2 separate regions of the Homo sapiens genome follow, and region 2 is linked to region 1. A link is a loop called in an ENCODE intact Hi-C map of the cell type or tissue named here. Cell type or tissue: PC-3. All regions are shown on one strand. Each heading gives the region's core, and the rest is flanking DNA. Links, peaks and the distances in the headings are about the cores only. Region 1 overlaps UBAC2-AS1 (UBAC2 antisense RNA 1). Region 2 overlaps TM9SF2 (transmembrane 9 superfamily member 2).

Region 1 (15,223 bases), core at 354-8,353:
AGACTGGACGCCCGGCGCCTTCCACGCGCGTTGTGTCTTTCCGGGCGGTCCCTCGAAGCTGGCTACCCCGCGGGCTGTTGACTGCAGTGGGATCTGGTCACTCAGATGCGGATAGAGGGGTACGGGAGCCGGAGAGGTGGAACAGGTCCTTCCGGGTGCGGAGAGCTGGGCCGTCCAGCCGCCTCTTTGTTCCCGCGTGGGTCCCGCGCGGAATCCCCACCACCGGGGCCGACTGTCGTGGTCCCTGGAGTCAGCACCCTGCCCTCCCCGCCGTGGTGGCGGGTGGCTGGGGGGTCCCCGGCCCGGCGAGCCCGGCGGAGCGACCCTGCGCTTCTGCCCTGGCGAGCTTCCGGACTCAGGCCATTTAAATTTTTTTCCCCAGCAGAATGAAGTTACTCTTTGCCAAAGTCACGGTTTTTAAATGTGTGAGCCTGAAAACATATCATGCAGTCGTTTTAAAAAGTTTTTTTTTAAGTTGATCTCGTGAAAGTAGGGAGTAAAAGAGTGGTTATTCTTGTACAGAGGAGAGTTAGTGGGGAGGAAGATGGGGAGAGGTTGGTCAACAGACACAAAGTTATAGTTAGAAGGAATAAGTTTTGGTATTCTCTTGCACGTTTGGATGACTATACTCAACGATAATGTTAACTTCAAAATAGCTAGAAGAGAGGATTTTGAATATTCTCACCACAAAGAAATGACAAGTGTTTTGGTGATGGATGTGCTAATTACCCTGATTAGATGGTTGCACAATGTGTATATGTATGGAACCATCACACTGTACCCCAGAAATACATGCAATTATGTGAGAACGCATGTTATGGGGAAAATTGACCACACTACCCAGCTAAATGAAAGGGATAGGCTATGGAGTACTAAAAAAAAAAAAGCATTTTCAGTGCTCATAAGTGCCAGCCAGTGTGCTAAATCTGTGATTCGTAGATCAACACAGTCCCTACCCTCAAAGAGAGGTTCCAGTGGGCCAAAATGTTAACACTGATTATAGAAGGCAAAAGTATGACTTTTATTTGCTTCTTTAGGCTTTATTCGTAAAGTTCATTTTCACAGTCTTGTTTTGTTCGTTTGTTTTGAGACGGAGTCTCGCTCTCCCCAGCTGGAGTGCAGTGGCGCGATCTCGGCTCACTGATACCTCTGCCTCCCCGGTTCAAGCGATTCTCCTGCCTCAGCCTCCCAAGTAGCTGGGACTACAGGCACCTGACACCACCCTGGCTATTTTTTGTATTTTTAGTAGAGATGAGGTTTCACCATGTTGGTCAGGCTGGTCTCGAACTCCTGACCTCGTGATCCGCCCGCCTTGGCCTCCCAAAGTGTTGGGATTACAGGCGTGAGCCTCTGGGCCCAGCCCATTTTCACAGTCTTGAAGTACATTTTACATTTACCTTTAGGTTCGTTCGAGTTATTTTTCAGGAAAACGACAGTCAAAAGGTCCTTTATGTTTGCAGAAGCTGTTGATGGACTACACCCTGACCCATTAAGGGGATGCAAAGTCCAAAACTATTTTCATAATAATGCTAAGACATTAGTTTTATTTTCTACTCTCTCAAGTATATAGTGGAGTTTTCCATTGTACAATTGGACAACTGTACAGAGCTACGTAACTGGATTTTCCACTGTACAGAGCTACATAACTGGATTTTCCAGTTGACCGATGCATAATGTTATGAAATCTTATGTGGGTAAAAGATTAATTTGAACCATAAAATACACCAGTAAACTTTAGTGTAACAGTCCAAAATGTTCATTCATATGGTTTCAGATTCCTCACTGCAATTAACCTTTAAGAAACTACCACTTGCTAAGTTATCGTATAGTATCAAAAAATAATGTATCACCTGAAAGGCTATTAAAATGCTTCCTTTTCCAACCGTGGGGGTGTATCTAGGTGAAGCCAGGTTTTCCTCATATGCTTCAACCAAAGCAATGTATCCCAACAAACTGAAAGCAGAAGCATATATGAGGACCCAGCTGTTTTCTATTGAACCAGACATTAAAGACATTTGCCCGCCAGACACAGTGGCTTAGGCCTGTAATTCCAGCACTTTGGGAGGCTGAGGCAGACGGTTCACTTGAGGTCAAGAGTTTGAGACCAGCCTAGCCAACGTGGCGAAACCCTGTCTCTACAAAAAGTACAAAAAATAGCTGGGTGTGGTGGTGCACACCTGAAGTTCCAGCTTCTCAGGAAGCTGAAGCATGAGAATCGCTTGAACCCAAAGGCAGAGGTTGCAGTGAGCCAAGGTTGTGCCACTGCACTCCAACCTGGGGGACAGAGAGAGACCCCATCTCAAAATAAATAAATAAATACATACATACATACATACATACGTGCATGCATTTGCCAAAATGTTAAACCGTGCTATTCTTCCAATATTTTTTTGCTTGGGACAGTATAGTAATTTTGCATTAAAAAGTGTTAGATATGTTAATATGTAATGGGTATTTTTTTTAATGAACTTCATATATATCTTTTACATTTCTCAGTTTCAATTTCTACTATGGTAAATACTCATAGGTATAAACCCACATAAACTAAAGATCTGTAGTTCTTAATAATTTCTAAGAATAAAGGGATTCCAAAAAGTTTGAGAACCGACATTAAAAAGTGCTTTAAAGCTTAAAAAACATAAACCCTTCACTTACGTTCAATTCTATAAACATTCTTTGCAGCTAAATGCAAGATGGTATGGCATCCAGACTCTGCTCATAAGTATCTGCAGTGATCCATACCTTGATTGTACATCTACTCTGCATCCTGAGGACCTGAACATGCTAACTGGTGGCTGCAGATTTGTCTTCTAAGGAGCAAGTGTGGTCTGTGGACAGGCAGCTTCAGCCTCACCTGGGATTTTGTTTGCACTAGAAAGTGCCAAGCCCTACCCTAGACCTATTAAAGCAGAACTGGCGTTTAACAAGACACCCCAGGTAATTTGTGTGCACCTTAGAGTCTGAGATGCACTAGTGTAGTGATTCGCAGGGGGACAATTTTGACCTCCAGGGGACAATATCTGGAGACATTTTTGGGTGTCACAACGTGCTGGGGAGAGGGTGCTACTGGCATCTAATGGGCTGAGGCCAAGGGTGCTGCTAAACATCTGGCAATACCGGGCCAACCTCCCCCCTCCTCCTGCCCACAGTAAAGAATTACCCCGCCTGGATTGTCAGTAGTGCAGAGGTAGAGGAAACCCTACACCTGTGAAACTCATCTGACCTTTACTATGAATTCCTGGATCTCCTGGTGCATATCATTTCTGTTGCCCTGGCTGACATTTCCACCTTTTCTCTTTTCTAGATTTTATTACAAGAACTCAATCTGTTGGTCTCTAGGAATCACCTATTGCCTTGCTATGTTTTGTTGAACCTGTTTTTGAATCTGCTTTCTACATTGGGGAAATAGGTATACGTTTGTAAACCTTAAAAGCTCTGTATGCTATAAGGAAATCACCAGACACGTGGATAAGCTTTGCAGAGGTGAAGGGCTGTCTCCACCAGAGAGACCCAGAAGGAGTCAGGGTAAGCCTGACTCATCATGAGATCAGGTATCCCCAATCCACAGCGGACTTCCACAGTTCACCTTCCTAGGTAACCGCTCTGCCTTCCCAGGTAAAGTAGGAATAATATCAGAACTTACAGCATATTTTGAGGTCAAATTGTAGAATTTGGTGATTTCATTTTTATTATTACTCAACCTTTTATTTACAACCAAATTAATAAGGCTACTTACACATAACAATGTGTGGACATACACATTAAGAGAATCATTTGCTGCCTAGCACTCCTACCTAGGTACTTTAAGAACATCATTGAGTGGATACTCCCTCTGCTGGGTAAAATACTTTGCCACAATATCAGCTGAAATGATACCTCTTCCAGACTGTAATGGCAGAAGTAGTTATCCCCTCTTTCGTGCTGTCATCACACTTGATGCATGCCTACTTTATAATACTTATGCCATTGTCTCTGTTATTGGGTTTCTGTCTTCTACTGTGAAAGGGTGAGCCCATAAAAAACAGGGAATGTGTCTTTCAAAATGTTGTATCCTGCTCATTCTGATGTGAAGCCATTGTCCTCCTTCAATAAAATAAAACAGCATTTCTGAGGTCTTAGCATCAGGAAAATCTCCAGGTGGGTAAGGTTAAAGAAAAAATTATTCATGACACTTGTTCAGTGTGGTGCAATAGTCTCTTCTCACACTGCTATAAATACCCAAGACTGGGTAATTTTTTTATTGATTTATTTTTTAATTAATTTTTTTTTTTTTTTTGAGACGGAGTCTGGCTCTGTTGCCCAGGCTGGAGTGCAGTGGCGCAATCTCGGCTCACTGCAAGCTTCGCCTCCCAGGTTCACGCCATTCTCCTGCCTCAGCCTCCCAAGTAGCTGGGACTACAGGCGCCTGCCATCACGCTCGGCTAATTCTTTTTTGTATTTTTTAGTAGAGACGGGGTTTCACCATGTTAGCCAGGATGGTCTCGATCTCCTGACCTCGTGATCCACCCGCCTCAGCCTCCCAAAGTGCTGGGATTACAGGTGTGAGCCACCGCGCCCGGCCTATTTTTCATTTTTTTGAGATGGAGTCTCACTCTTGTTGCCCAGGCTGGAGTACACTGGCGCTATCTCGGCTCACTGCAACCTCCGCCTTCCGGGTTCAAGTGATTCTCCTGCCTCAGCCTCCCTAGTAACTGGGATTACAGGCGCCCGCCACCACATCTGGCTAATTTTGTATTTTTTGTAGAGACAGGGTTTCACTATTTTGACCAGGCTGGTCTCGAACTCCTGACCTCAGGTGATCCACCCGCCTCGGCCCCCCAAAGTGCTGGGATTACAGGTGTGAGCCACCACACCCGGCCAAGACTGAGTAATTTATAAAGGAAAGAGTTTTAATTGACTCACAGTTCCACATGGCTGCGGAGGCCTGAGGAAACTTACGACCATGGCAGAAAGGGAAGCAAACACGTCCTTCACAAGGTGTCAGGAGAGAGAAGTGCCGAGTGAAGGGGGAAGAGCCCCTTGTAAAACCATCAGATCTCATGAGAACTCACTATCATGGGAACAGCATGGTTGTTCCCATGCTCCAGTCACCTCCCACCAGGTCTCTCCCTAGACACCTCGGGATTACACTTCAAGATGAGATTTGGGTGAGGACACAGCCAAACCATATCAGATGGTAAAGCAGACTTTATTCCAGGGGGCCATGGTGATAGGTAGAGGGGCACTGCAGGGCTTTGCAGTGGGGAGAAATTGAACTCAGCACCAACTCTACCAAGGACAGGTGGGGATTTATAATCAAGGAGCAGGGTGGAAAGCAGCGCATGGAAAATTACTAAGAGGAAGCCCCAAGGATAAGGGGGTTTCTGTCTAAACAGACCTGATAGGATTCCTGCTGAAGGCAGGCCAGGGAGATCAGATAACAAGGGTGGTCAACCAAGAGTAGAGGCTTTTCACTAGACCCACTTAGCAGGATTCTTGCTCACACTGGGCTCTGCAAGGACAGAGAGAAAAGTCCAAGATTGGGCCTAGTCAAGCAGAGGACTCAGAGAAGCCTGACTGGAGTTTTGGTCAAAGGAGAGAGTCTTTTTCAGGCAGGAGGGAAGATGGTTGGCCAAGCATCCCGAACAACCACCTTCCCCTTGCTTTCACCTGCCTTTAGTACAGTGCTCCTTCTGAATAGCTGAGATAGACTGAAATTCTTCCTAAAAATTACTAAGTAGTGGAGAAGGCCGAAAACAACAAACAATCACAAACTTCCAAAGTATCGAGCTGTGTACAAACGGTATCTCCTGTCCCCCCAGCATAGAGGTGATATCCTGTTCCACTTTGTGGCTGAGAAATCCATCTCCGAATCTCCAGAGATTCTCGGCAGCAGCCTTCTGGGAAATCAGTAGATAATCACTAGGGTTGGTGGTCAATCCTTGGATAAAATAGGCTTCAGATGCACTTTGCACTGCTTCAAATCCACTTTCAACATATAATACATATAAACTAATACTAGAAAACAGGGCTGGGCACAGTGGCTAACACCTGTAATCCCACAATTTTGGAGGCTGAGGTAGGAGGATCCCTTGAGGCCAGGAGTTTGAGACCAGCCTGGGAAACCATAGGAAGGCCTCACCTCTACAGATAAAAAATTTCAAAAACTGGCCAGGCATGGTTGTGTGCACCTGTAGTCTCAGCTACTTGGGTGGCTGAGGCAGGAGGATTGCTTGAGCCCAGGAATTCAAAGCTGCAGTGAGCCATAATCACACCACTGCACTCCAACCTGGGCATAGAGTGAGACCCCCTTCTCTAAGAAAAAGATAAAAAAGAAAGAAAGTGGGTCTGGAATCTTTGAAAAGAGTAGTTAAATCTTTTCAATGATCCAGTAGTTTTCACTTTGGATGTTTACTCAGCAGGGAGTAGTTTGGAAATTCATAGGGTATTTTTGGTTGTCGACAATGAATTGGGAGATATCACATGAGGTCCAATAGTGGCAGACAATGCTGCACAAAAACCAGATTGTTCTCGATTCTAACCACCTTTGACTATCTTGCCACATGCTTATTATGTGGGTGAAAAGCCTGTTTGTATTCTTTCAGGTCTGGAGCCTATTCCATTTTACATGTTGCTCTGGTCTGAATGCTTGTGTCCCTCAGAATGCATATGTTGAAAGGGAACCCACAGTACAGTGGTGCTGGTAGGTGGGTCATCTGGAAGGTGATTAGGTCATGAGGACAGAGCTCTCATGAACAGGATCAGTGCCCTTATAAAAGAGGCCTGAGGGCACTTGTTCTGCGCTCCCACCATGTGAAGGCACAGCTGGAAACAGAGCCAGCCCTCACCAGACACCGACTTTGCTGGTGCCTTGATCTTGGACTTCCCAGCCTCCAGAACTGTGGGATATATACATATATATATTTAGACAGGGTCTCGCTCCGTCACCTAGGCTGGAATGCAGGGGCATGATCATGGTTCACTGCAGCCCGACCTGCTGGGCTCAAGCAATCCTCATGCCTCAGCCTCCCAAGTAGCTGGGACTACAGGGTGCATGCTCCCACACCTAGCTAATTATCTTATTTGTTGTAGAGACAGGGTCTCACTATTTTGCCCACGCTGGTCTCAAACTCCTGAGCTTAGTGATCCTCCTGCTGAGGCCCCCCAGAGTGCTGGGATTAAAGGCTGGGACTACAGGCGTGAGTCACCGTGCCCAGCTTTGCCCTCCTTTAAAATGGGAGCTGTGTTATTTATTATAGTATTTCCAGCTGCATATTTGGGTGAAAAGGATTTCAGTGCAGTGGAACAATTACTGCAAAGTAACAAAATGTAACAGAACATTTGAGACACTTTAAAAGAATTAGAACTTCATTAAACTTCATCACTCAGATTCTTAAAAATATTTCATATTATTGCCATCTGTTTCAATTTGGGTCTCTCCAAAAGCAGACTCTGAGACAAAAGTTTCAGATACAAGTAGGAGATTCTCCTGGGGGTTATAAGCCCCTGGGCACTTTCAGCCTGCTCTATGCATGGGCCAAGCACACCCCTGTATCCAGAGAAAGCCCTCAGGCAGAGAGACATGGGTGCTTATATGAGAATTGCCACTGAAGTGCTAGGTACTACTTCCAGGGTGGGCAAAGAGAATGCAGTTGGGACACCAGTAGCATCTCCTACAGGTGAAAAGAAGGCAGTAAGCCTGAATTTCCTAATCTCCCTATTCTCCTACCTCTAGTCCCAGGCAAGACATTTTTGTTACCATGTAAACATCAGAGTGTATTTACACAAACCTGGAGGGTGTAGCCTACCACACACCTAGGCTATATGATATAACCCATTGCTTCCAGGCCATAAACCTGTACAACATGGGCCTGTACTGAATGCTGTAGGCAATTGTAACACAATGGTAAGTATGTGTGTATCTAAACACAGAAAAGGTGCAGTAAAAATATGATATAAAAGATTAAAAATGGTCCACCTGCAGAGGGCAGGTGCCTTGCTATGTTTTGTTGAATCTGTTTTTGAATCTGCTTTCTACATTGGGGAAATAGCCCATCACCGTCCATCACCATGGATGGAGCTTGCAGGACTGGAAGTTGCTCTGGGTGAGTAGGCGAGTGATTGGTGAGTGAATGTGAAGGCTTAGGATGTTACTGTGCAGAAGTGTAGACTTTACAAACACTGGACACTTAGCCTGGCTGCCCTCCCCCTCCGCCACGCTCTGTGGTTTGCTGACACGCCTGTCACCGGGTGTGTGACCGGTTGCACCTTTCCCAGGTTGTGGGTGCAGCCTCAGCTTTTACAGAGGCTCCTTCTAGTGGAAAGAAGGAAATGAGGCTGCCTAATCTCCTTATCCTCTTACCCCTGGACCCCACCCTTCTCCTTCCCCTCTACCCCTCCCCCTAGCATGGCCAAGGGATTGCCAAAAGTGTTGTAAGACAAATTATGTTCCAGGAGAGTCTCAGAAAGTCTGCTGGCAGAGTCTGCCCTATATTGCTACAATGATATCATCTATTTGTAGAAGCTGGGGTTGGTTAAGATGTTAAAGTGAGATCATTGCGCTGATCTGCCAAATGTTTATATCCTTCTGCCTGCTAGGGATGGAGTATTTGTTTAGAAGGGAATTTATTCAGTAATGAGTACCCCCACCAGTGTCCAAAAAGACACAACATAATAACCTCTTGGGTTTTCTGAGCCAGCAGGTTTAGGAGGGTTTGCCCTGTGCAAACACAACAGGGAGACAGAGTGAGACTCAGGTGGACCCTGCACGAGGAAACTTGACTCCAAGGAGGGAGGAATGTGCCCAGGAATGGTGGAATCCTGACACTAATTTTAAATAGTTCTGATGTCCACGTGTCCATCTGGGTGGGTTTCCTTTAATAAACCACTCCCTTTGTGCGCCATCCATTCTTCCAACTAAAACCTGCCCACTGTTGGGTGCAGCCCTGATCCCTGGTACAGAGGATCTTCAGTTTTAGTCCCTTGCAGCTGCTCTGTGCAATGGCCTTAACCAAATCTGCTCCATCAGCCACAAAACCAAAACATCTGCTCAATATCCTCTTGATTCCTTTATTCATCTATTTGAAGTGAATTTTGCAAACACCTTTCAGCCTTTTCTACTCCAGACTAAATATTTCTGTAACTTTCCAACCCTTTGGTCATTCTAATGTTTTTGAATCCTCCCCAATTTTCCATATTATCTTTACATCATGGAGTTTAAATGGTATGTGAGACTCTACCCCTAAAATAGAGGTATAGCATTCATTGATCATGAACTTTTTGTGATGACAACTTACAGGGTCTGGCCCCTGACTGCAGACTTCTAATGGAAAGGAAAAGAGACTCTAACACAATCTGCTAATTAACCCACAGGTTGGATTGAGAAGGAAAAAAATCCACCTGAATTCTTAAGATAAAATGTATCATTTAAATAATTATTCTGGGTCTCTGCTTCTCCTGTTTGACAAGACAGCCGCATCTTCTTGAGCAGTGCCAGCTGTGTCCCTGAGACAACATGGTGAAGGTGAAGGCCAGAAAAAACAGATTTGGCCATATTGGGGGCCTGGTCACCAGGGATGCCAACTCTGGCAAAGTGGATATTGTCACTATCAATGACCTCAACTACATGGTCTCCATGTTCCAGTATGATTCCGCTCATGGCAAGTTCCACGGCACCATCAAGGCTGAGAACGGGAAGCCTGCCATCAATGACAATCCCATCACCATCTCGCAGGAGTGAGATCCCACCCAAATCAAGTGGGGTCATGCCAGCACTGATTATATTGTGGCGGCCACCAGCATCTTTGCCAGCATGGAGAAGGCTGGGGATCACCTAGATGGGGGAGCCAAAAGGGTCATCATCACTGCCCCCTCTGCTGATGGCCCCATGTGTGTGATGAGTGAAAGCTATGAGAAGTACTGCCTGCAGTAAGAGCTTGCTACTATTAATATCATCATTTTAGTAATCATACTCTGAATCTTGGCAAAAAAGAAAAGACGGTTCTGAAAATCAAGTCTGTCTGTTTCTGCCAGAATACTCATGAGACAGTTTGTTCCTAAAGCAGCAATTAGGAGTAAAGAACCAGAACAGTGTGATCATCCAAAAAGTCAGCTTCTGGCTTAGCTCCATCAGGATCCCAATTCTCTACGGAGTCGAGGTACTCTCCATGGCGTTCCCAGGGGGTGATAAAACAGAGGGGAAGAAGTCATTCTCCCACCTTCTTCCTTCCGCATACACCTATGGCCTGATCATCACTGCAGCACCCCTCACTGCCCTGAGGTCCAAATGGGGGTGCAGCACCCCTCACTGCCCTGAGGTCCAAATGGGAGCTGGCGCACTCAGATGCCCACAGGCGCCATCGAGGAGGGAAGCAGGCTGGTGCAAACGATCAACACATGAACTTCGCTTTCATGCTCGTCACCTAGTGATAGTCTCCACCTACACAACTAAAGGTGTGCCGTCTCCCAGATTCTAGAAACACAGCCTCCCTTGACTTTTTTTGAGACAGAGTCTCACTCTGTCACCCAGGCTGGTGTGCAGTGGCACGATCTCAGCTCACTGCAACCTCTGCCCCCTGGGTTCAAGCAATTGTCCTGCCTCACCCTCCCTAGTAGCTGGGATTACAGGCATGCGCTACTATGCCTGGCTAATTTTTGTATTTTGGGTAGAGACGGGGTTTCACCATGTTAGTCAGGCTGGTCTAAAACTCCTGACCTCAAGTGATCCGCCCACCTCAGCCTCCCAATGTGCTGGGATTACAGGCATGAGCCACTGTGCCCGGCCCAGGCTCACTTGATTTACCTTGCATTTTTCCACTTTTGACGGTGACACAGATACAGAGAACAGGTTTGTTCAACACTTTAACAATACAGACATGGTCATGACAGTCCCTAAGTGTTAGGAGCAACGGGGAAGAATGCAGGCTGTGCTAAACTGACGGGCACATAACTGCCCCTGGAGGTGAGCCACACCAGAGCCTTATGCTGGAACACAGGGAATGGAAGGCTGTAGAAAGGCAGCCCAGAGTGTGGACTGTGCTGAAGAACCTCCCAATTCTTCAGTGCTGGCTCCTGTGGATACATACATAGGGCAATCAAAACAATGCCATGGGAAGGCCTGCAGCAGACGGATAGGCACACATCCACTCTGTAAGCAACAATTCTTTTCTTTTTCTTTTCCTTTTTTTTTTTTTTTTTGTGACAGAGGCTCACTCTGTTGCCAGGCTGGAGTGGTGCAGTGGTGTAATCTCGTCTCACTGCAGCCTCCCACTCCCAGATTCAAGTAATTCTCCTATCTCAGCCTCCTGAGTAGCTGGGACTACAGGCATGTGCCACCACGCCCAGCTAATTTTTGTATTTTTAGTAGAGACGGGGTTTCACCATGTTGGCCAGGATGGTCTTGATCTTTTGACCTTGTGATCTGCCTGGCTCGGTCTCCAGAAGTGCTGGGATTACAGGCATGAGCCACCGCGCCCAGCCAGCAACAATTCTTTCTAACTTAACTCTGTGCAGAGTGTGCAGAGATTCTTTTTTTTTTTTTTTTTTTTTTTTGAGATGGAGTTTGGCTCTTGTCCAGGCTGGAGTGCAATGGCGTGATCTCAGCTCACTGCAACCTCTGCCTCCCGGGTTCAAGTGTTTCTCCTGCCTCAGCCTTCCGAGTAGCTGGTATTACAGGCGTGCGCCACCACGCCCACCTAATTTTTGTAATTTTAGTAGAGACAGGGTTCCACCATGTTGGTCAGGCTGATCTCGAACTCCTGACCTCAGGCAATCCACCCGCCTCAGCTTCTCAAAGTGCTGGGATTACAGGCGTGAGCCACGGCACCCAGCTGAGATTCTTAAAATGGTGTTCAAACTTTAGGGTGTGCAAGAACCTTCGGAGACACTTGTTTAAAGTGCAGTCCTGGGGCTCATTACCTGAGATTCTGAAGCGGAGGCCCAGGAGTCTACTTTAAAAAAATTTTTCTTTTTTTTTTTTTTTTTTTTGAGATGGAGTTTTGCTCTTGTTGCCCAGGCTGGAGTGCAATGGCGCGATCTTGGCTCACCACAACCTTTGCCTCCTGGGTTCAAGTGATTCTCCTGCCTCAGCCTCCCGACTAGCTGGGATTACAGGCATGCGCCACCATGCTCGGCTAATTTTGTATTTTTAGTAGAGACAGGGTTTCTCCATGTTGGTCAGGCTGGTCTTGAACTCCCGACCTCATGTGATCCACCCACCTCAGCCTCACAAAGTGCTAGGATTAGAGGCATGAGCCACCACACCCGGCTAAAAAAATTTTTTTAATAGGTAATAGGCTTTACTTTTAAAGCAGTTTTAGATTCACAGAAAAATTGAAGAGACAGTTTGAAGATTTTTCCATAAACCCCATACTAAGTTTCCCCTTTTATTAACATCTTACATTAGTATGGTATATTTGTGACAATTAAGGAATCAGTATTGATCTATTATTATTATTATTATTATTATTTTTAGAAAGAATGTTGCTCTGTGGCCCAGGCTGGTGTGAGGTGGCGTGATCTTGGCTCACTGCAACCTCCGCCTCCCGGGTTCAAGCGATTCTCCTGCCTCAGCCTCCTGAGTAGCTGGGATAACAGGTGTGTGCCACCATGCCCGGCTAATTTTTGTATTTTTAGTACAGAGAGGGTTCCACCATGTTGGTCAGGCTGGTCTCGAACTCTTGACCTCATGATCTGCCCACCTCGGCCTCCCAAAGTGCTGGGATTACAGGCGCGAGCCACTGCACCTGGCCACCAGCCTCCTATTCTATTCAAAGTCACTCCTCTGCTCACTGAGATAGATGCATATCTGAGTTGCCTCCTTTGGAAAGGCTCATCAGAAACTCTAAAGAACGTACCGTTTGTGTATCACCCATCTGTGACCTGGGAGCTCCGTCCCCTCTTTGAGTATTCCTGCCTTCGCTTCAAGTTGTCCCGCCTTTACAGATGGAACCAATGTACTTCTTACATATATCAGTTGATGCCTCATGTCTCCCTAAGTGTATAAAACTAAGCTGTGCCTTGACCACCTTGGGCACATGTCGTTAGGACTCCCTGAGGCTGTGTCACAGGGGCTTCCTCAACGTTGGCAAAATAAACTTTCTAAGTTAACTGAGACCTGTCTCAGATTTTATGGGTTCACATTATGGTAACCACGAGGGGATTCTGAGTGGAGGTGCCCCTGACCTTTGACAAATCTATTGGTTCTTGGTAGCAGCATGAGCTAACTTTATGGCTCAAGCCAATAGGACAATTTGCTGAGGTTTGAGAGCACCCCCTCCAGAGAATCCCTGATCTCTTAAAATTTGGTCAAGATCTAAAGTTTATTTTGCTGTACAACTCCTCTTTTTTTTTTTTTTTATTTTTAGTTTTACTTGCTTCTAATAGGAAGGCAAGTTTTTCTGCTTCCATGATGATAGAAGGCAGGTAACTCCTTTATGTAGTTTGAGCTCGCTTCCAACAGGGAAGATGAGTTTTTTTTTTTCCTGCTCCTAGGATGGCAGAGAGTAGTCTACAGCCTGAGACCCATCACTAGGTAAGAAACTGGTTTGAGGCCGGGCACGGTGGCTCAAGCCTGGAATCCTAGCACTTTGGGAGGCCGACATGGGCGGATCACGAGGTCAGGAGTTCGAGACCATCCTGGCCAACATGGTGAAACCCTGTCTCTACTAAAAATACAAAAAAATTAGCAGGGCGTGGTGGTGGGCGCCTGTAGTCCTAGCTACTCGGGAGGCTGAGGCAGGAGAATGGCATGAACCCGGGAGGCAGAGCTTGCAGTGAGCCGAGATGGTGCCACTGCACTCCAGCCTGGGGGACAGAGCCAGACTGTCTCAAAAAAAAAAAAAAAAAAAGAAAAAAAGAAACTGGTTTGAGATTGTCTTGCAATTTCCTTTTAAAAGACTAAAGTTAGCACTTAACAACCAGCTGGTGTTAATTTCTGCTTTCACAAAGAACACTCAGAAATTATATAATTTGTGTGATCAATGTTAGTTTAGCAGCATTTTGTCCTAGCTGAAATATGGTAATAAGATTAAAAAAATTTTTGTAAAGGAACTCAATGGTTAAAAGTCAGCTTAATTAAAAGGCTAACATCCAACATGTGTGTGTGTGCATGTGTGCATGTTTGTATTTAAAAGGCCTTCATGTTTTTGGGTTTTTTTGTTTGTTTTTGTCTCCTAAGACATTGTCTTTTTTTTGAGCAAAAGTTTTTTTTTTCTTTTTCTTCTTATTTGACTGAATTTTGTTTTCATCTGATTTTTTTTTTTTTAACTAAAATAGTTATTGTATCAGAGGCTGCTCTTGGGTTTTTAAGGAACAGTGTAGTTTAATTTTTTTTTGAAACGGAGTCTCACTCTTTCCTAGACTGGAGTGCAGTGGCATGATCTCGGCTCATTGCAACCTCTACCTCCTGGGTTCAAGCGATTCTTCTGCCCAGCCTCCTGAGTAGCTGGGACTACAGGCGCGCACCACCACGCCCAGCTAATTTTTGTATTTTTAGTAGAGATGACGTTTCACCATATTGGCCAGGCTGTTCTCAAACTCCTGACTTTGTGATCCACCCGCCTCGGCTTCCCAAAGTGCTGGGATTATAGGCGTGAGCCACCGTGCCCGGCCCTAATTTTTATGTTTAACTTGGGTCAAAGAAAAATAAAAGTGCCTCTCTCTAGCATCACCAGACTTTTTCTCTTTGTACTTTATGATGTAAATTTTGCTATTTGCTTTTCACCTGAGTTGTTTCCTTTAATGTGCAAATTTAAGGTTATTTAGCTAACAACTGCCTAGGGCTGTGAAAGAGGTTATCAAGAATTTGAAAGTCTAAGGTAGGAAAGAAAGCGGTGGGGGGGGGGGGGGACTTTATAAATCTATAAAATGTACTTCCATCGGCATGCCTAATATGTTTTTATATGTATTTATGTGTTGTGTACAGAATGTTTCACTACTAAAAATATATAAGAGAGCTCTAATTAATTGGCTTTTAAAAAAGCGCTTGAATTAGATACTAAAAAAGAAAAAACTAGTCAAATTGTTTTTCAGGTTTATGTAACTTAAGTAAAATCTTTAATAAATACGCTAGCTTTAAAATTATTGGTAAAGTAATATTAGAAATGTCTTAAGAATTGCCCAGCATACATTTTTGTTTGCATTTATTAATCAAGCAATTTTATACTTATCCCTGCCAAATTTGGCATAGGGGTTACAAAACTATAAACCCCGCCCAAAACAGAATGATCTTTGCTTGTGTAATTTT
Region 2 (16,594 bases), core at 5,741-13,740, 320 kb before region 1:
TTGTCTTCTTCATCTATACCCACTCCCTTGGGGATCTCTTCAATTCTGTGGCTGTAAATACCATCTATACACTGATGATTCTCAAATATATACTGTGTATATCCAGGATGAAGCCCTTCTCCAAACTCCAAAAGCATATATTTGGCTGTTTATTCAGCATCTCTGCTTGGACACCTAATAAACACCTCTCACTTACCACATCCAAAACTAACTCTTCCCCATCCCCCAACCTGGCTCTTCCCACAGACTGCCCCATCTTAGAAAATAGAAACTCCACACTCCACATCCCATCCCTTGGCAAATTCTGTCGGCCACCTTCAAAACACAGCCAGATTCACAGATTCTGACCTCTTCACCACCCCCTCACCCTTCCCAAGTCAGATCATATTTAGATGAGGGAGAAGGCCTCCTACTGGTCTCCTGGCTTCTCCCCTCGCACCCCCACGGTCCATTCTCAGTACAGCAGCCAGGGTGACCCTGGTAAAATCGAAGCCTACTCAAAACCCTCCAGTGTTAACTAACCATCTTGCTCAGATGTAAAGGCCAATCCTCACAGTGGCCTCTGAGTCATTCTATAATGTGGTCCTGTTACTTCTCTGTGCCCACTGCCTACTATGCTCTATCTTGCTCACCTGCTCAAGTTACACACCTTGGGGCCTCTCTTCAGCTAGAACACCTCCCCCACATATTCACATGGCTCACTCCCTTACTTGCTTCAGGTCTTCTGCTCAAATGTCACCTTCTCGGTAAGGCTTTTTTAAGATTTTAAATCCACCTTTGCAGTAAGCCTATTTAAAATTAGAAATTCCCCACACACCTTCACAGATTTATTTTCAATAGTTCTTTCCTCAGTAATTGAAACATATATTCTGGTAATTTATTTTGTCTCCTTTTCCCCATCAGCATAAAAGATCCATGAGGACAGAGATTTTTGTTTTGCTCACTGCTGTATCCCATCACAGTGCCTGGCACATGAAAGGTACTGAGCAAATGTGTTAACTGAGTGAATGAATATGAGTGCTTAGATCTGAGATGAGATTTTATGGTCCTATGAAATGTGGTTCCAGCTTCACATAATACACACAATGTCTTGCACTGTTGTTTTCCTGACCTAAACAGAAGTCAAATATAAAAGACGACAAAGCAGACTGGGATTTTATTTTGTTGCTGGTTGTTACCTCAGTTTTTACAGCAGATCTAAAATAAGATAAAGCTGGGTGTAGTGGTTCACACCTATAATCCCAGAACTTTGGGTGGCTAAGGCAGGAGGATTGCTTGAGCCCAGGAGTTCAAGACCAGCCTGGGCAACATAGTGAGACCCTGTCTCTCCAAAAAATAAAAAAATTACCTGGGCATGGTGGGCATATCTGTAGTTCCAGCTACTCAGGAGGCTGAGGTGAGAGGATTTATTGAGCCTGGGAGTTCAAGGCTGCAGTGAGCCGTGGCCCAGCCCAGGCCACAGCGTGAGACTCAAAAAAGAAATAAATAAATACATACATAAAGATAAAAATCCTTGAAAATAAAGAATCAATAGTGAAATGAAAAATGTTGGTCAATACATTTATGGCTGGCTTACACCTTGGCCTTAAAATGTGCCTGCTCTGTCCCTTTAAGTTTGGGGCTTAGAGAATTTGTTTTAGTACAGATATGGATCCTGAAACATTCCAGAAGACTCAGGGAAAATGTTGGGTACACAATTTCTCCATTCTAAAGCTCTCCTTTTATTATATTTAACCTCAACTTCTACAACAAAGGATTAAATCTGAAAAGCACTAGGCCCCAAAAAGGGTCCTGTGTATGAGCAAGGAACAGTCCTTGCACAGAAACAGAAATGTGCCCAATGACATCCTACTAAGGGGAGTAACCTGCCTTCAAAGTCTGCCCCAAAGGGCAACACCTCCCCATGGGTTTGAGTATTTTGCTGGGTTTCCTTCTGTTTCCTGCTAGGGACTCCTGCTGTCTTCCCAGTTCACTAAGGGCATTACTGATATTCTTCCCACCCATCATTTCTCAAGGGCAAGACATAAGTAGAGAGATGGGGCTGAGAGGCTGCTGGAATATTTAAGATTGTAAAATTTAAAAAGCATGCCTGAAAACAGTCATCTGCTATAAGAAGAATGCAATACCATTCAAAGTAATCTTCCAAATACCCCAAGAGGGAAGAGGTGTTTCGCAAGTTACATGCCTGCCCTGCTCAATGGCACCCATGTCCATACACTTTGAGTTCCTTCCTCCTCAATGACTTCATCCCATTAGGCCTTTGAATCTACTGTGTTTAGGAAACTTTAAAAGTTACTGGCAATTTTAGGGTAGACAATTTCAGATTAGAATATTTGAAAGGGGCCGGGCATGGTGGCTCATGCCTGTAATCTCAGCACTTTGTGAGGTCGAGACAGGCAGATCACCTGAGGTCAAGAGTTTGAGACTAGCTTGGCCAACTTGGCAAAACCCCATCTCTACGAAAAATACAAAAATTAGCTGGGCATAGTGACACACGCCTGTAATTCCAGCTACTTGGGAGGCTGAGGCAGGAGAATCACTTGAACCCAGGAGGCGGAGGTTACAGTGAGCTGAGATCTTGCCACTGCACTCCAGCCTGAGCAATAGAGTGACACTCTGTCTCGAAAAAGAAAAAAAAAGTATTTGAAAGGCGTCAGACGGCGGCTCACGTCTATGTCTATAATCCCAACCCTTTGGAAGGCTGAGGCAGAAGGATTGCTTGAAGCCAGAAGTTCAGGACAAGCCTGGGCAACAGAGTGAGACCCTGTCTCTATAAAAAATTTAAAAATTGGCTGGATGTGGTGGTATGCATCTGTAGTCCTAGCCACTCAGGGGAGTGAGACAGGAGGATCACTTGAGACTAGGAGTCTGAGGCTGCAGTAACCTATGATTGTGCCACGTCACTCCAGCCTGGGTGACAGAGCAAGGCTCCATCTCTTAAAAAAAGAAAAGAAAAAAAAAGAATATTTGAAGAGGATATATTTACAGTCAAAACCAATCAACTTGTAGTGGATTAAATTTGCACAGTGATGTTTCTTTTCCCCCAGGGCTTCACAGTGTAGGTGCAGGTGCTGGAGGGAGTAAGACGGTTGGTGAGATGAATCTAGGCTTCGGGATTTGCTGGACAGATAATAAATGTTGTGCTCCATGTAATAAAATGTCGAGGGAGATGGGGGTGCCTCGTGAGAAAGCAGGGAAGGTGGCTATGGATGAGGTCTAAGACATAGCAGAGACGCGAAGCCAGGAGAGGAAGCTGTCGGGCTGGGGAATAACACCTGGAGTCAAGTTAGAGCCATCAGAACACACATTCTCATGTGGACAGATGCCCATGGTAGAGAGTTAAAGGAAAAATGCAAAGTGTGGCATATAGTATGTTAAAACAAATAAGTAAATCTAATCTATTTAATGTAAGCTTATAGGTGTATGAAAATTTTCAGGAAATTTTAATAACAAACTGTGAAGTGGAACTGCACATTTATTATTATTTATTCTTTTGCATCATTTAATTTTTTTATATGGTGATACATTATTATAATAAACTACTTTAATGTTTCTAAAAGCAAAAGACCATTGTTCTTTGTACAGTAGGAGAACAGATACAAAACAAACAGGGATTATGCAATGTGGAAGGATAATAGGCTTAAAAGATAACAGATTTAAAGGCAAAAGAATTCTGAGAGATGATGAAGTACATATGTTGAAAAGAATACCTTATATTGTGCTTAGTTTGGTTTAACTGGTGTTCGAAAAATGTACCAAAGATGTTCCAAATACATCAAAATAGAAAGGTTAGGCTAGGCATACTGGCTCAAATCTGTAATCTCAACACTTTGGGAGGCCGAGGCGGGCAAATCACTTGAGTTCAGGAGTTTGAGACCAGCCTGACCAATATGTTGGAACCCCATCTCTACTAAAAATACAAAAAGTTGGCTGGGCATGGTGCCATGCACCTATAGTCCCAGCTACTCGGGAAGCTGAGGCACGAGAATTGCTTGAACCCGGGAGGCAGAGGTTGCAGTGAGCTGAGATCTCACCACTACACTGCAGCCTGGGCGACAGAGCAAGACTCTGTCTGGAAAAAAAAAAGAAAGATTAGCTTCCAAAAATCCCAGTGCGGGAGCCCAGGCAGCATTGTACGTGCTAACGGAGAGTGTCTCTAGATACTGCTGGAAAACAGGGGGAAAGAGACACAGAGCAGCTGAGACAACCTCTCATGACTGGAAGCTGGGTTCCAGGACCCGGGTTTCAGGACCCTCTGTAAAGGAGGCAGAGCATCTGAGCCCTGCCCTTTAAGCCACCGTCTTAACATTCCTAACATTAGTTGCGTGAATGTTCATTAAGACAGACTTATCAATGACACACTGTGAGAAGGAGAAGGATCCTTCTAACTTTGATTTTAAGAACCTATTCCTAGATGAAAAAGAGAAATGAACTCCTCCTTAGCAATGATAGCTGAGTTATCTCAGGCTTTTCTTAAATAACAAAAACAAAAGCTGTAAGTAAATAATTATTATGTAACACTAAATACAAACCTTATATGGTGAAGGTTCAATTCTTTCCCCGAATAGTACCTGACCAAGATTTTCAGATGGGCGCTTTCCTTCTGATGCTTGGCAAAAATCAAACCTGGGAGAAGAATATTTAAATTTTTACACATAAAAGGGAACGATGAAATATCAAACACCTAGCCAATCTTGAGAGCAGATTAGGTACTGATCATTGTAGCAGCTCTAGTAGATGAGTAAGAAATCTATCCATACTCCAAGTCCTATGTACCACATCTCTCCTCATAAAAAAACAAAACACCTAAAATTATGCCTTCGAATATTTTTTTCTAAATAACATTCTCTTATTAGAATGCATATTACAATATCTTTTAATTGACTCATTATAATTCATTTTTGTTCACTCCAATAATAAAATTATTTAGATCCTTATTATTCAAGCAAATTTTGCATAACTTATCTCCTTGCTATTATCTAATTCAAATCTTTAATTAAAAATGACATTTCAGTAATGTATGTCAAGTCTACCTGCAGTTGTCTCATCTCAGTACACTTGCCAACACATCCCAATATGTGAAGCATGGCTAAAAAGACCCTCTGTGAAGAGTGCTGTGGAGAAGATGTAGTCAGTCACCTATAAGATTCCCTGTGTTGTAATTCCCTTGTATTACTAACCAACTTTAATAAAGTTCTGTTTAAACATTACAGCTTAATTTCAGCTTTGCCACAGAAAATTAAAGGGCAGTTCTGTGCTCACTCTGGAATGATATGGGGAATATCTGAGATCAGTACAGTAATAGTAACAGATTAGTGAGATTCCTAAAGAGGAAGGTGGGTCTCTGGTGATTAAAAAAAAAAAAAAACTGGGGCTGGGAAGTTCCCAAATGAAGATTCTCCACAGATCCACTGACTTTTCCTAAGAATATCCACAAAGATTTAAAGATGTTTAACAAAACAAAAACTGGAAAAAAATTTAAGTATCCAATAATTAGATGAATTATAGTCTACCCATTCATGTCTTCTGTATTCTTTTCTTAGACATACTTAGATATATGAATTCTTTAGGATAGTCGTAACTTTTTTGTGTATACTTTTCTCTACAGCAAACTATTTTCTTTTAAAACTCTTAAACAGCTGAGAAATTAAACTAAATTTTAGCAACAGTTTTAGACCCAATATGGTATACAATGGTCAAATGAATAAAGGATATTCATGCAGCGTTTTTCACAATATCAAAAAACTGGGCCAGGCACAATGGCTCATGCCTGTAATCCCAGCACCTTGGGAGGCCAAGGTGTAAGGATCACTTGAACCCAAGAGTTTAAGGACAGCCTGGACAACAGAGTGGTACTCCATCACCACAAAAAATTAAAAAAAAAAAAAAAAAAAAAAATTAGCTGGGCATGGTTGCACACGCCTGTAGTCCCAGCTATTCAGGAGGCTGAGATGAGAGGATCACCTAAGCCCAGGATGTTGTGGCTGCAGTGAGCCATGATCGTGCCACTGCACTCCAGCCTGGGCAACAGAGCAAGACCTTGTCTCAAAAGCAAACAAAGAACCTGGAAATAATCAAATGTTGGTAAATAGGAAACTAGTGAAAGTAAGTGTACATGGAATCTATACAATTTCTAAAATGGAAATAATAACAGCTACTAAAAAGAGTGAGGTAGCTATGTATTGACATGGAAAGATGCCCACAATGTATTCAATGAGAAAAACAAGGTGCCAATCAAAAATAATAGTATGGGCCAGGTGCAGTGGCTCACGCCTGTAATCCCATCACTTTGGGAGGCCAAGGTGGGTGAATCATTTGAGCCCAGGAGTTTGAGACCAGCCTGGCTAACATGGTGAAACCCATCTCTACCAAAAATACAAAACTTAGCCAGACGTGGTGGCATGCATCTATAATCCCAGCTACTTGCGAGGCTGAGGCAGGAGATTCGCCTGAACGCGGGAGGCAGAGGTTGCAGCAAGCCAAGATTGCGCCACTGTACTTGAGCCTGGGCAATACAGTGAGACTCTGTCTCAAAAAAATAAAAATAAAAATAAATACTATGAATCTACTTCTGTTTAAAACAAAAATGTATAAATGTGATTATATAGATTAGACTATTTATTCAGAGAAAAAATGTGGAGGTAGACATCAAAGTAGTTATTTCTGGGAACTGATTATGTGGGACATAAAAATTTTGTTTAAAAATATGTGGAGCTATTTATAATTTTAAAATGTTAAGAAAACAAAATAGCTTTTTGTTTAGTCAGATAAAAAAAGAAATCCATTGTTTAGTCAGTGCTTCTGTTGTATTACAAAGAAACATTAAAAAAAAGATCACATTTTTAACCACACCTTGGAAGAGTACACCTTAAAAAATATTTTCAGGCTTGTCCATAACTGTGAGAAAACAAAGTTCTCAATGTACAAAATTCTGATGAGTCACATAAAATTTTATATAAAAGCCAAGCTGAAAAACTTACGCTGTGTATTCATAAGGAAGAACTGATTCCACTGAATCAAGTCTGTTCACAAATAGTTCTATTTCGGCCTGAAAATAAGGAAACACAAAATTAGAATATAAACAACAGGACACAAAGCCTTAAGTCATGCTTAGAATTAAAAAAGAATTTGACATGTCTGAAATGTAAAATGTTATAATTCCAGTCAACTTTAAACAATTCTCTTACAAATCCATTCACTGACTGGATTTATATACATTTAAAATATACCAAAGTAAGGCCAGGAATGGTGGCTCACACCTGTAATGCCAGCCCCTTAGGAGGCTGAGGTGGGAGATCACTTGAGGCCAGGAGTTTGTGACTAGCCCGGGCAATACAGCGAGACCCCGTTCCTACAAAAATTTTTTTTTAATTTTTTAAAATTAGCTGGGCACAATGGCATGAGCCTGTATTCCTAGCTACTTGTGAGGCTGAGGCAGGAAGATCACTTGAGCCCAGGAGTTTGAAGTTACAGTGAGCTATGATGGCGCCACTGCACTCCAGCCTGGGTGACAGAGCAAGGCTGTGTCTTAAAATTTTTTTAAATAATTAATTTTAAAAATACACAAATAATTTTCAGAGTTGCAAATGTCTCCAATAGTTTTTAAATGCTTTCTAAATTTTCTAAAAAATTAATAAGATATTTTAACTAAAAGCATTTATCATATTAATATAGATGCTGTTTTTAAAAATCTGGTTTCCAAATTTGGTATTACACTCTGCAGCACAAAAATTTTTAAACAAATTTTTTTAGCATTTTCACAGCAAGCAACCAAGAAATGCTGCCAAGTTGGTTAGAAATTTCTAGATTAACTATACTGGAAATACAATTCCATGCACATGTACTCTTAAACACACAGGGATAGCCAATGACCACATGGTCTAACTTTGAAGGACCTCTTCCATCAATTTAAGAACACTGAACTACAAGGTAGTAGCAGTGAAGAAGGTGGCAATGACCAGATCAAGCTCAACAACAGGGTAGAGGGAGATAAGCTGTATCAACTTCCTGGGAAATATAGGCTAATTTTAAGCTACACTTTCCTACTGAAGCTTCCAAAATTTCTCCCAGGTGTAGCTGAAGTCCTACAGGACCCATAACACTGACCCACCCTCTCAAAAAAGGAGCTCAGGCTACTCATGACAGAATTTACTAGCTGAAGAAGCCAGCAAGTCACGTGTGCCCTGAAGTACCTTTGGTGCTAATCAAAAAATGATTAAGAGCTGTTCAGCTGGGACAAGTATTTATTTTATAGAGTTAGAGCTGTACACTGCCTTTGGACTAGTCATGAGGCTTCTGGGAGTGCCACGGAGCCACACTTGTCATTTTGATTTCACTTACTAGTGCTGTCAACAGTCCTCTACACTTGCTAACATCCCCCAAAGCAAGACGAGACGGTTGGTGTACAATCAAAACAAATCAATAGTCCACTGCCACCAGAAAGGCAGCAAAACACAGCAGGCAAGATTACAGGTTCTGTGGTCAAACTGCCTGGGTTCAAATCCCGGGGCCATCACTTGTCTAACTGTGTGACTGTGGTCAAATTATTAAACATTTGACCACATGGGTCAAATGTGCTTCATGGGTGCTTCAGTTTCCTTAACTGCAAAATGAGGATAACAGTATTTCTCGGCTGGGCACAGTGGCTCATGCCTGTAACCCCAGCACTTTGGGAGGCCAAGGCGGGCGGATCACCTGAGGTCAGGAGATTGAGACCAGCCTGGTCAACATGGCGAAACCCCGTTTCTACTAAAAATACAAAATTAGCCGGGTGTATTGGCACATACCTGTAATCCCAGCTACTGGGGAGGCTGGGGCAGGAGAATTGCTTGAACCCTGGAGGCAGAGGTTGCAGTGAGCCAAGATCACACCACTACACTCCAGCCTGGGCAACAGAGCGAAACTCCGTTTCAAAAAAAAAAAAAAAACCAGTATTTCTCATAGGGATAGGGAGATTAAATAAGTTAACGTTTACAAAGTACTCCAAATAGTGCCTGACACATGAAATGCTATGCATTTGTTAAAATAAAACCAAATAAATTTAGTAATATTCAGAAGAGGGAAGTGTTCATCCACTAAAATGCTCACCCAATATTCATGCTATACAACAGAGGGCATTAGCCTTTGCATGTAATACCGACAACAGCATCATATGTGGCCCCTACACCTCTACTCAAGTGAAATTATAATGCAACAGCAACACAGACTTCAACACAGCTAACAAGGTAATAGGACATGATATTGTAGCAATACAGCATGCTTGAATTAACACAAATACATACAACCGTTGTGAAGACAAAATTCCCATTTAATGGCTTCCTTTGCCAAAATAATTTCCACTAATTAGAAAGGGTCAACACTGCTATGAAGATATGTCAGAATTCAAATGATCCATTTAACATAAAGAAGACTGAAGGGTCTCCAAAATACTAGTCCAGTTCCTATCTCTCGATTTCCTTCTAGGAAGGAATGCAGCTATTATACTCTACACAACTTTTCTATGTTTTGTTTTTCAAAATCTGTACAGCACTGTCAACACATAAGCCATGTCCCTCTTGCTACAATTAAGCGTATTCCTCACTCTCAACCTTTCTCAGCACGAAATGATTAAGAAGCAAGACTCTGAAGCTAGGCTGTGTGGGTTTAAATCCTGCCTCTGACACTAGTTGTGTGATTCTAGGCAAGTTTCTTCACTTCCCTGTTCCTCAACGTTCTGATCTGTAGAACAGAAGTGATAATAATCCCTACTTCAAGAAGTTTTTGAGAAGATTCAAGAGCAGCACCTGGCATAAAGTACCGTATTTACTATTACATAGCCATGTCCAGCAGAGTTTTAAGCAATGATGGAAATGTTCTTCAAATATGGTGGCCACCAGCCACATGTGGCTATTGGGCACTTGGAATGCAGTCAATGTAGCTGAAGAACTGAATTTTAAGTTGTATTTAATTAAATGTAAATAGTCCCAGGAGGCTAACGGCCTCTGTGTTAGACCAGAAACAGAAAGAACAGCACGGGAAAGAACAGCATGATGCTCAGCACCCTTTACGGCCATGTGTCACTTAACGACAGGGATGTGTTTGGAGAAACGTGTTATTAGGGGATTTTGTTGTGGGACTATCACAGAGCATACCCACACAAATCTAGATGGTGTAGCCTACTACACACCTGGGGGTATATATATGGTGTGGTCCATCACATACTTAAACAACATGGGATTGTACTAAATACTGTGGGCAACTGTTAACACAATGGTATTTGTGTAGCTAAACACATCTAAACATAGAATAGGTACAATCAAAATGCAGTCTAAAAGGAGAAAATGTTACACCTGCATAGGGCACTTACCATGAATAGAACTTGCAAGGCTGGAAGCTGCTCTGGGTGAGTGAGCGGTGAATGAATGTGAAGGCCTAGGACACTACTGTACACAACTGTAGACTTACACACTGTAAACTTAGGCTATGCTAAATTTTTTAAAAATAAGGTAATTACACTGTGATGTTACAATGGCTATGATGTCACTAGGCAATAGGAATTTTTAGCTCCATTATCATCTTATAAGGCCACTGGTCTGTCGTTGACCAAAACGTTATGCGGTTCATGACTGTATACAGTGTTTCTTCATCTATTTAACATTTTTCCTCTAGCCACTACAATCTTTTCTTTTCCTGGAAAAATGACGCTAATTTTATTAGTCTATCCAAGAGGCTGGCAAACTTTTCCTGTAAAGGGCCAGAGAGTAATGTCTTAGGCTTTACAGGACATTGGGTCTCTGCCACTGCCGTAGTGCAAAAGCAGCCGTAGACACTACATCCACAAGTGAGCATGGCTGTAGCCCAATAAAACTTTCACTTACGGCACTGATATTTTATTCTCATGTAATTTTCACTCATCCCTAAATATTATCCTTCTTTTGATTTGTTTTCTCCAACCACTTAAAAATGTAAAAATAATTCTTAGCCTGAAGGCCCTATAAAAACAAGCAGTAAGCTGGATTAGAATTCTAGTACTTCCTTCAGCACTGTTTTCCAGGTATTTTTCACTATTATTTGAATTCAAATCTCAGAGGGTCGAACACAAGGCATAAAGTTTGAAAGCCTGAGGCCATGTGAAAAATTTTAGGACACTGTCTCAGGGCATATAAATTTAGGGTAAATGTTTCTCCCATTTCTACCCAATTGATGAAGTAATACAAATTTTTGCTTAGCTTATGATGTCCTCTCTGAAGTTTCATGGGACAACTTTTGGCTCTAAGAGTCTAAGATTGAGGGAAAACATTATTCTCATTTTCTGCACTCTCTCCTATCTCCTTTGAGTCTCAATCTTCTGAATCACCTATCTCCTTGATCATGCCAGCTGCTCTTCTCAGGACCTTGCCCTATTCTCATATCCTTCTTAAAAGGCATGTCATAGAGAATTACAGCAAAGTTTAAGATTTACATGTTAAAGTTTCATGTAAGTATAGAATAACACTGTTACTTTCATTAGCCTTTCTACCCAGAAGCTTAAATTCTTCATGGACAGTTCTTTATTTCCTTCCTATGTTCTAAACTGACAGCTTGGAGCTCATCATCTCAAAAACATGGTAACTGTTTCTCTTCAGATATACTTTCTCAATTTGTCCTTGAGCAAATTAATTTACTTTTTGCTGTCTCATATAACTTGAAGAGAGCTTCTGAAAATATATTTTCATTAGCTTTACATTATGCTACATACAGAGATTTGTACCACTAGCAAATTAAAGTATTTCATGTGCATTCTCTTTTCTAAATTTAAAACCCAAATTAGCCTCAAGCACCAGTCCTGGAAATCTCCACTGTCAGCACTCCCCATGGATTTCTCTCACTCCACCTCACTCAGCCCTTAAGCCAACCCAAGCCACACTTCCTTTAAATTCCATTTTAACCTTTAAAAAACAATGTTGTCAAAACTTTAGAAATCAAACTCATTGGCTCCTTCTAAAACTACAGCAAATCTTCCAGTAACTCTAGAGACCAGGAAAACTTCTTTTCCAGAAACCATGTTAATCTTCTGTTTATAAAACTTGGTGTCATTTAAACCAATTACTATCACTCTTATTCCATTTCAGTACATAGCCCACGGGGGGTTTTCACACCCTTTCCTCCCTCATTTTCTTATCTACATGTTATTAGTTTTTATCCATCTACGTTTGGCATTTCATCTAATATCTAATACCCATTAAATGTACCTTATTTGTCAACCCTTCCTGATCTGATGAAGCAGCTTCCAATTCTCCTTAGAAAGAATGTATCATCAGAATGCTGGGTTCACTTCAAATCCTAGGTCTACTTTTATTAAGTGCTCTTGGGCAAGTAATAATTTTGAATGTGGGAACTGAATGATATCATAATAAAATAGAAAACAGTACACGCAGAAGCTGGTCCATAATTGGCACACAATAACTATAACAAATAATAAACATAGCAGCTGTAATCTATTATCTTAAAGAAACTGCCATTCCTGAGTCTGAATAAAGGTTTATCAGCATAAGGGTTTCTGTGAAAGGCTCTTCCTTCCTCTCGTCTCCCATCCATCCAAGTAGTGCAACTAGGCTATTCCAGTGTTTTTAAAGGACACTAAGACAGTCAGCCTTCTGAACCTTATTAATGCCTATCCATTATACTTGTCCTGGCCACTAGTCTAGGGAAAAGGAAGATAATAACTATCACGCACAATTCTGATAGTAGCCTCATGAACTAGGGATTCCTTGCTTCTTTAACACGAGGAAACAAGTTAAAAAGCTGGACTGCAGAAACAAAGTAGGTAAACTCAACTGTTGCTACCGTAACTTTTTATTTCTGATGCTTTTATTCCTCTACTTTTCTTCCTTCTTGTCTCTTCTGACACCTTTCCACACTACTTTTGTAAGAAAGTCTATCATAGATATCAACACTAAATTATGGACCTATTTTTGATGTTCAGCAAAGTAATCAAACACAGCTTGAATATTCAGTTCATCTTAGCTTTCACAGCACTTTTATTCTTCCTTTTCTAAATTGTGAGGATCTGAAATTTCAAGAATTACCATCTCACACATGCTGAGGAATGTGAAGTCAATTAAAATTAAAGTCAACCTTAACACAGAATATAGAATACAGCCATTTACAATATATTTGTAAATATGCTACATTTGCAATAACTCTAAATATCAACTCTTGCAGCAAGACAAAGAAATTTCAAAAGTGTCATAAGAATGAGATCCTCCTAATATGTCAGTGGAACAATTGTTAAAAATTGGAAGAAAGGAAATGAGACTGCCGGGGAGTTTATATAGTTCAATAAAGAGCTTCAAGCTGAACCATGTGAAAGTATGCCACAGATGTCATGACATTCACCCCTATAAAACATAAATACACACAAATAAGACAAGTATGAAAAAATGTAAACAACTGTTGATTCTAGGTGGTCTAGGTGAGTGAAAGGTGATCATTACACTACTCTTTCAACTTTTTGAATTTTGAAAACTGTCACAATTAAAAGCCAGAAAAAGGGCTTTGAAGTTGAGAGTAGACCTTAGTCTCACTGTAAAGCAACAGAAGGCAAACAAAAACAATAAGAAAGATTTAAAAAGTAAAATTTAGGGTGGAAAAGTGTTCCAGGAGCAGGAACGATGATCTCAGGAGAAGCCAATTTATTAAATAGGAAAAAAATAGTAGAATTTGCAATATATTTGAAAACCAAAGAACATTTACAACAACAGATCCTGAAGACCACGAGAAACTCAATCAGCCAATACATGTATTTAATGCCCACAAAGTCCTATACTAGACATTTTGGATGACAAAATAATACAAATTCATGAACACTTGCCTTCAAAGAATTTATAATCCAGATGGAAACACAACGCATGTGTTTGAATATATGTCCTTGTCTAAATCTCATGTCAAATTGTATTCTCCAGTGTTGGAGGTGGAGCTTGCTGGGAGGTGACTGGATCATGAGGGTGAATTTCTAATGAATGGTTTAGCACCATCTCTCTTGGTGCTGTCCTCCTGATAATGAGTTCTTGTGAGATCTGGTTGTTTGTAAAGTGTGGCACCTGCCCCCACTCTCTCTTGCTCCTGTGTAACCATATGACACGCCTGCTCCTGCTTCATCTCCTGCCATGAGTAAAAGCTTCCTGAGGCCTCCCCAGAAGCAGAGTGATGTCGGTGCATGCTTGTACAGCCTGCAGAATCGTGAGCCAATTAAACCTCTTTTCTTTATAAATTACCCAGTCTCAGGTATTTCTTTATAGCAATGCAAGAAGAGCCTAACAAAGAAAATTGGTGCCGAGGATGGGGTGTTGTTATAAAGATACCTGAAAATGTGGAACTGGTTTTGGAACTGGGAAACAGGCAGAGTTTGGAGGGCTCAGAAGAAGATAGGAAGATGAGGCAAAGTTTGGAACTTCTTAAGAGACTGTTTAAATGGTTGTGACCAAAACATTGATAGTGATATGGACAGTAAAGTCAGGCTGCTGAGGTCTGAGATGGAAATGAGAAGGTTACTGGGAACTTGTGCAAAGGTCACACGTGTTACGTCTCAGCAAAGAGCTTGACTTGCATTCTATTCATGCCCTAGGGATCTGTGGAACTCTGCACTAAAGAGTGACAACCTAGTATATATGGTAGAAGAAATTTTTAAGCAGCAAAGTATTCAAGAGGTAACCTGGCTGCTTCTAACAGCCTATCTTAGCTGAAGGGTCAAATAAATGATTTAAAGCTGGAATTTATATTTAAACAGGAAGCAGAGCACAAACATTCAGAAAATTTGCAGCCTAACCATGTGGCAAAGAAAAAAAAAGTTTTTTCTGGAGAGAAATTCAAGCAGGCTGTGGGGCAACCGCATGCTACAGATATCTGCATAACTAAAAGGGAGCCAAGTGCTAATATCCAAGACTACGGGGAAAAGGCTTCAAAGGTATTTCAGAGACCTTTGCAGCAGCCCCTCCCACCACAGGCCCAGAGGCCCAGGAGGACTGAATGGGTTTATAGGTCAGACCCAGGGCCCCACTGCCCTGTGCAGCCTTGGGATCCCAGCATTCAGGCCACTCCAGCTCCAGCCATGGCTCAAAGAGGCTGAGGTACAGCTTGGGCTGCCATTTACAGAATGCAAGCCGTAAGTCTTGGTGGCTTCCATGTGGTGTTAAGCCTGCAGGCACACAGAGTTCAAGAGCGAAGAATGCTTGGCAGCCTCTGCCTAGATTTCAGAGGATGAGAAAACCTGGGTGCCCAGGTAGAAGCCTGCTGCAGGGATGGAGCCCCCACAAAGCACCTTTAGTAGGGCAGTGTGGAGGGGAAATGTGGTGTTGGAGCCCCATTCAGAGTCCCCGCCAGGGTACTGCCTAGTGGAGCTGTGAGAAGGGGGACATTGTCCTCCAGACTCCAGAATAGTAGATTCATTGGCAGCTTACACCCTGTGCCTGGAAAAGCTACAGGCACTGAACAACCTGTGAGAACAGCTGTGGGGGTTGAACCTTGTAAAGCTACAATGGTGGAGCTGCCCAAGGCCTGGGAATATTTACCCAATGCCTATAGCCCCTTTGTGTCTTGGAAGTAAGTAACTTGTTTTTGCTTTTTTATTTTACAGGCTCATAGGTAGAAGGGACTTTCCTTGTCTCAAATGAGACTTGGGCTTGGGACTTTTGAATTAATGCTGCAGTCAGTTAAGATTTTGGGAGACTATTAGGAAGGCATGATTGTATTTTGCAATATAAGAAGGACATGAGATTTGAGTATTTTTCCCCACTCAAATCTTATGTCAAGCTGTAATCCCTAATGCTGGAGGTAGGGCCTGGTGGGAGGTGACTAGATCATGGGGGTAGATGTCTAATGAATGGGTTGGCACCACTCCCTTGGTGCTGCCCTCATGATGGTGAGTGAGTCCTTGTGAGATCTGCTTGTTGTAAAGTGTGGCATCTCGCTCAACAGAAAACTCTTTCACTCCTGCTTTTACCATGTGACATGCCTGCTCCTGCTTCACCTTCTGCCATGAGTAAAAATTTCCTGAGGTTCCCACTAGAAGTCGAGCGATGTCCGTGCCATGCTTGTACAGCCTGCAGAACTGTGGGCCAATTAAACATCTTTTCTTTATAAATTACCCAGTCTCAGGTATTTCTTTACAGCAACACAAGAACAGCCTAATACAGCATATATTAAAAAAAAAATGACAGCACTTATTTATATGTTCTTGGAGTAGCTACTGAATCTCTGGGGTGTGTGTGTGTGTGTGTGTGTGTGTGTGTGTGTGTGTGTTTTGTTTGCCTTTTTTTTCCCACTCTAAACATCTTTATTCACCATCCAAAAGAGTTAAGTCCATCTCCTCCCAGAAATTTGCCTTAAATAGAGACAGATGACTCTAGATTATCACTGATGTGACTAGAAAGAACTTCAAGGTTTACTTGCTTCACATTCCCACTTTCAAACTGTCCCCACCTAGGTTATTTCAAGCATGCAAAATTTTGACAACATGAAACATTTTAAGGAAGTTGCAGAATCCTATGTCACTTAGAGAAAGCAAGACTGATTACAATCCTGTACTATGAAATGTTTTATAGAAGTGGTTTTATTTAGAACTCTACAGTCTTCCTTT

What was found. Peaks named below come from ENCODE experiments on the same cell type or tissue, not always from the same donor. Only the 100,000 strongest peaks of a DNase experiment are listed, where the experiment ranks them.
Region 2: it touches region 1 in a loop (4-fold over the local background); 12 of 110 quality-filtered maps call a loop at or near these places.

Annotation. Positions count from the first base shown.
Region 1 is chr13:99,185,262-99,200,484 of GRCh38, reverse strand. UBAC2-AS1 (UBAC2 antisense RNA 1) reads left to right here. Exons shown (of 2, transcript NR_036531.1): 1 at 1-119; 2 at 2,683-4,111. It also overlaps the pseudogene GAPDHP22. Among named protein-coding and RNA genes, the nearest start is that of UBAC2-AS1, 7.9 kb to the left of the region's middle. RefSeq lists enhancers at 1-4, 1-42, 5-658 and a silencer at 243-372. In PC-3, for the core only: a CTCF peak has its summit at 3,827; DNase peaks (open chromatin) are centred at 1,644, 3,184 and 3,514; H3K4me3 peaks cover 4,280 bases; H3K27ac peaks cover 4,249 bases.
Region 2 is chr13:99,508,068-99,524,661 of GRCh38, reverse strand. TM9SF2 (transmembrane 9 superfamily member 2) reads right to left here. Exons shown (of 17, transcript NM_004800.3): 2 at 6,981-7,048; 3 at 4,533-4,626. Among named protein-coding and RNA genes, the nearest start is that of TM9SF2, 15 kb to the right of the region's middle. In PC-3, for the core only: no CTCF peak of the experiment used is centred there; no DNase peak of the experiment used is centred there; H3K27ac peaks cover 2,539 bases.